2 separate regions of the Homo sapiens genome follow, and region 2 is linked to region 1. The links are chromatin loops, found by intact Hi-C in ENCODE. Cell type or tissue: dorsolateral prefrontal cortex. All regions are shown on one strand. Links, peaks and the distances in the headings refer to the core of each region. The heading gives the core; the rest is flanking DNA.

Region 1 (2,910 bases), core at 202-2,701:
GGGCAAGGACTTCATGACTAAAACACCAAAAGCAATGGCAACAAAAGCCAAAATTGACAAATGGGATCTAATTAAACTAAAGAGCTTCTGCACAGCAAAAGAAACTACCATCAGAGTGAACTGGCAACCTACAAAATGGGAGAAAATTTTTGTAATCTACTCATCTGACAAAGGGCTAATATCCAGAATCTACAAAGAACTCAAACAAATTTGCAAGAAAAAACAAACAACCCCATCAAAAAGTGGGTGAAGGATATGAACAGACACTTTTCAAAAGAAGACATTCATGCAGCCAACAGACACATGAAAAAAATGCTCATCATCACTGGCCATCAGAGAAATGCAAATCGAAACCACAATGAGATACCATCTCACACCAGTTAGAATGGCGATCATTAAAAAGTCAGGAAAAACCTTCAATAATTTATCGGCTAACTGGAACTAGCAAGATATGAAAAGGATAGTATATCATCACTGTCTTAGAACAGGACCCTTGTAAATTATACCTCAAAATAAGGGGGAGTAGACTCTGAGGCCAAGATTGTGTGCAGGATGTCGATCAGGAGGGAGCCTTGGGGCCAACAGGTGTAAAGGAAGTCAAGGCAGCAGGACTGGGCAGGCCCAGTGGCATGGCTGTCAGCCCTGTGGGGAGCTCTGAGGATGAGACACACTTTGACACTGTCCCACACTGAGGCGAGAGAGTTATGTCTCCATTGATTGTTACTGGAGGCAGCCACCTTGAAAGGGAGCATAAACTTGGGCAAGGTGGTTCTCTTCAGCTGGGCAGTGCTCAAATGGCAGACAATGAAGGGCCAGCTGCTAGCAGGTCTTCCAGTGGCTGGGGCCATAGTCCCTTTATTCCTGAATGGAGATTAGGAATAATCTGCACACAGTGGCAGCAAAGGCAAGGCCAAGTCAGATGGTAATGATATGAGCTGCTTTTAATTTCAGGCAGTTGATTACTTACATAGACAGGGAAAGGAAGTGGGTCAGCCAAAGGTGCTAGGTTCCTCGGTCCTTCTCTCACACTCCAAAAAGGACAACACCTACTCAAAAGGGGCAGGATGACTGCAACAGGAGTTGTGGGATACTTTGTTGCTGGGGAGCCAAGCCTAGACTGCAGCTAAGTGGTTTTGCATTCTGCAGGTCTATTCTGAGCTCTTCAGAATCTCATCAAAACCCTCGCAGGAAAGACAGGGAGGCAAGAGGAGCTGGCCTCGGGGCAACTCCTCACAAGCTTCCCATCCTCCCTGTTCTGGGAGAATCATGAGGCATTTTGCCAAGACCTAGACTATTAATAACTGTGGCTCAACCCTTGCCTGTACAGCATCTGGGCCAGGATGGAACCGTTCTCTACAGCACCTGATGCAACAACCAAGTGGAGTATGTTTCAGGCCTCTAAGGATAGTTTAACAGTAAGAAATTAAATATCATTCACAACATTAACAGAAAAAAGAGAAAAATTATATCATCTCAACAGATGCAGAAAAGGCATTTGGCAAAATTCAACACCCATTTATAGTTTAAGCTTTTCTAGCAAACTAGGAATAAAAAAGAACTTCCTTAATTTGACACCGAATATAGCAAGCATTATTCTTTTTTTTTTTTTTTTTTTTTTCTGAGAACAGTCTTGCTCTGTTGCCCAGGCTGGAGTGCAGTGGTGCGATCTCGGCTCACTGCAACGTCTGCCTCCCAGGTTCAAGCTATTCTCCTGCTCAGCGTCCTGAGTAGCTGGGACTACAGGCGTGCACCACCACGCCTGGCTAATTTTTTGTATTTTTAGTAGAGATGGAGTTTTACCATGTTGACCAGGCTGGTCTTGAACTCCTGACTTCAGGTAATTTGCCCATCTTGGCCTCCCAAAGTGCTGGGATTACAGGCGTGAGCTACTGTGCCCAGCCTGCAAGCATTATTCTTATTGGTGAAATATTTAAAGTGTTCTCCCTGAGACTGGGCATGAAGCAAAGATGCTATCTTTTCTATTCAACATTGTACTAGAGGTCCTAGCCAGTGCAATAAGGCAAGAGAAATAAATAAAAGGCTCACAATCTCATTTATTCAAAATTATTTACCTGGAAACCCCAACTATTTGAAACAAAGCTGGTAATCTGGAAGACTAACATTCTCTTATAAAGCAATCTAAAAAGGTCTTGGAGCAGCAAAGATGCCACAAAGCCTATGCTCTTCACACACAGAGTCCCTTAAGCCCTCATCCTGAAGCTACGTACAATCCTAATAAATGGCTCCATTTATTTTCCAAGCCCACCTTGGAAAATGGCAAGAGATTGGCAAACCAAACAAAACCAATGTTAGCTACCAGCCTAAAAGGAAAGAACACGCATAAACCATAAAACGTAGATGCAGCAGTTTAAAAAAACAGTGCTTATAAATCACTTATTAAAAGGGCAAACAGCTCCACACCTCAGCAGCCCTGAGGGCACTGCAGTGCAGGACAATAATTGACACTTGTAATAATGACTTTGAGTCATCAGGAAAAGATAAGATTATGCTTATGACTCACTGCTTAAGAAGGCAGGAAATTATATTTTGTATTAAAGGTTTTTAATGTCTGATTTTAAAGAAGTTTGGGTTATTTATATGGAGAAATTTTAGTGTTAGGAAATTACTTTATAGGTAATATCTGATTTCTTTTACAACCTAACCACTAAGGTTTTTCATGGCTTAAGCAGTACTTGGCCAGGAAACAGAAGTCAATTTCACAAGTGTTTGGATTGAGCACCTGTGATACTTGAGTCATAATGACGGGCTCTGCTCCAGGCACTCAGTCCAGGGATGTTCTTTTTTTTTTCAGAGTTGTTACTATTTAAAGGCAGCTGTGGCTTGGCCACGTGAGCATACTGGGCTGAAAATGGTAAGCAGGATTTGTAATTTCTTCTAAGTCGAGTCGAC
Region 2 (2,910 bases), core at 225-2,724, 68 kb after region 1:
AAAGCTTAAATTCTGAAAATAGTCTGGTGATTAAGAGAAGATGGCTGTCCACCAATGGATTTATCTGTTATTTCTTCCTTATTGTGAGTTGAATGGCGTGACAAAGTGAAGGCAAAGAGGCATGCATTAATTCTTCAAAGTATAAGTCAAAAAGGTCAGCGCTTCTACAATGTGGCAGTATCTTTGCAGATGCCCACATCATGATAGTTGAAAGAGCAAAGCCCAGAAAAGGCTAAAGCTGAAAGTGCCAAAAGGCCTGCCTTGGCAGCTTTCTGCAATGCATCCCCATGAACACAGTCAGGAACAACTTGTCCAAGGCCCCAAGACCATGAAGAGTGAGAGTTGCAGCCACGGAGTAGGCCATCACAGAGCAAGGATTCAGTTAAGCAGCTAGAAGCAGGCCCAGGAGCAAAACACTGACAATCCTCTCACTAGTCCAGTGGACAGATGCAGCCTTGGAACCAGAAAGGTGGCTCAGTGACAAATGAATGTGCTGCACTCCACGCCATTCTGGGGTAGGTTGGGTCCTGAAGAAATCCTGAGATCTGAGCAGGTCTGACAACTGGGGCTCGCAGGAACAGAGCTCAGCCTCCTTGGGCACCACAGAGGGCACTCAGCCTCTAGAGAACCTCCATCTCTTCCCTCAGAGTATGCTTATAGTGCCCTGTCCTCCAGAACTCACCTTTGGCAGGGTGAGAATGCAAGAGAGAAATAGCCCTTAGAAAAGGGGACCAGCAACCTTTTATAGTCACCCAGCTCTGAATTCTAGTTGCAAAGAAAGAAACACAGCAAAGAAAACAAGAGGATAGGGCTTTTTTCAGGAATGGACCTAAACTAGATTGCAGCAAAGGGAGTCACATTTGCACAAGCTCCTTTGAGAAAGCGGAAGTTCTCTCTATGACTTCCTTGCGTCTTCCCTTCTCCCCAGCCTCATGATCCTCTCTGCATCCCAGGAGAGGGCATGTGAGTGCTCTAGAGCAGCTCTTCCAGACCTGGATGGAAGAACCTACCTAAGCTTCCCCACCTCACCTGGACCACGGGGACCCGTGCAGAGGAGGGAATCTTCCCACACCGGTGCATTTACCCCTTCTCCTCTTCCCTGACGGCCAGCCTCACCTTCCTTCCTCCCCCGAGACTCACTCCAACGTCTAGGGGCAAGCAGTGTCTACCTTGTATGCTCTTACCTGATGAGGAAACAGCCTGAGTCAAGAGAAGGGAGAAGCACAGGCTTTTCCTCACCCATGGCAATTGCAATAGTGCGTGTCTCACCTCGCTGCAAGCTTTCCAAGGACGCAATCAAACACGGGGGAGAAACAAATTCAGCCAAGAAAGTCAAGTAAGGGAACATCTTCTTCCCTCTAGCACCAGTTCCTTTTGTGTCTTTATTTGCCAAGTGAGAGGGAGGAGTGAGATGCCAGAGCATCTGGCTGGTTCTCAGCTATGTATAGTTTCAGACACCATTTATTTGCAATGAGCGCCCGCCGAGGGAAGGGAATTTCACGGCTCCCTCGCACCGCCGTTCCTTAAGGCTGATGAATCAGACACCTCTTTCGTTCTTACTGTGCATGCCCTCTACCTTTCAGATGACCTATTTGTTGGCCTTTTTCCATTTAGACAATAAACCCAAGTGCACCTTCTGCATCCCTTTGCTCTACGGGAACTGAGGGTGATGAAGGGGACATGCGCCTGGGAGTACCACGCCATGACAGAGCGGCATTGAGTCCTCGGGACAATCAATACACCAAGAGGTGGAAATTAACATCCACAAGAGTGTAGTCATGATTTTCCCCCAGAACAAATATATAAAAGGGATCTTTGTCATAACAATGACAGGAAATCATTAATCACATCAGGATTGAAGTCCCCACTGTAGCAGTGGATGGGAAGACTTCGTCTGTGATCTTCATTAAAAATGCAATATTTTGTATATTTAGCTTTTTTCAAAGTTTTACCAAAACACCTGTAATTAATACAATTTATTGTATTATCTTTGTTAATGTATCTGATGTGCAAAACCTTACTAGATTTGCCCCAATTTGAAGGTGTCTGTGGCTTTCCAGCACTCCATGTGTTCCTAGCTACATCTCACAGGCAGACTTTCTAAAGCAGTGCCTTTCAATAGCACTGTTGGCGACGATGGACAGGTTCTGTATCTGCATTGTCCATTGGGATAGCCACTAGCTGCATGTGGCTATTGAGCACTTGAAATGTACCTGGCATGACTGAGAAACTAGTTAACACTTAAAACATTTTTCTTTTTTGATACAGGGTCTCAGTCTGTTGCCCAGGGTGGAGTGCAGTGGTGCAATCTTGGCTCACTACAACCTCTGCCTCCTGATCCTTCCACCTCAGCTTCCCTGAGTATCTGGGACTACAGGCATGGGCCACCATGCCTGCCTAATTGTTTTTGTGTGTTTTGTAGAGATGAGGTTTCACCATGTTGTCCAGGCTGTTCTTGAACTCCTAGGCTCTGCCTAGTGATCTGCCCGCCTCAGTCTCTCAGAGTGCTGGGACTACAGAGGTGAGCCACTGCACTGGCCCTAGTTAGCATTTTAATTAATTTGAATTTAAATAGGCACATCTGCCTAGTAGCTACTGTGTTGGATAGCACAGCCCTCCGGGTTCTGGTACGTCTGTCAAGGCCAGAAAAGGTATGTTGCGATGGATAGTGCTACATCTGCCACTGGGTGGTAATCTGATACAGGCCTGCTCAGGTGACACCACCTAAAGAAATCTCATCAGTGTGCACCTCTGGCAAGCCTGACAAGGCTGACTTCTCTCGATGGGATCCTCCAATTTCCCCATTCCCTGTAAGCAGCTGTGCTGTCTAGGAAGAGAATTTGCTCTTAGATCATCAGTCTGTATGTGCGTCTTCAGATGAGACAGTTTCCCCTTATCCCAGCAGTTTTC

The links. Hi-C counts contacts between places; a loop is a spot of excess contacts. Peaks named below come from ENCODE experiments on the same cell type or tissue, not always from the same donor. Only the 100,000 strongest peaks of a DNase experiment are listed, where the experiment ranks them.
Region 2: it touches region 1 in a loop (10-fold over the local background); 2 of 110 quality-filtered maps call a loop at or near these places.

What each region holds. Positions count from the first base shown.
Region 1 is chr3:45,815,470-45,818,379 of GRCh38, forward strand. No RefSeq gene overlaps it. Among named protein-coding and RNA genes, the nearest start is that of SLC6A20, 20 kb to the left of the region's middle. RefSeq lists an enhancer at 2,323-2,910. In dorsolateral prefrontal cortex, for the core only: no CTCF peak of the experiment used is centred there; no DNase peak of the experiment used is centred there; H3K27ac peaks cover 2,206 bases.
Region 2 is chr3:45,883,479-45,886,388 of GRCh38, forward strand. It overlaps a transcript of LZTFL1 not described here, the pseudogene SDHDP4 and a transcript of CCR9 not described here. Among named protein-coding and RNA genes, the nearest start is that of CCR9, 1.6 kb to the right of the region's middle. RefSeq lists a promoter at 2,081-2,910. In dorsolateral prefrontal cortex, for the core only: no CTCF peak of the experiment used is centred there; a DNase peak (open chromatin) is centred at 1,473; H3K27ac peaks cover 1,847 bases.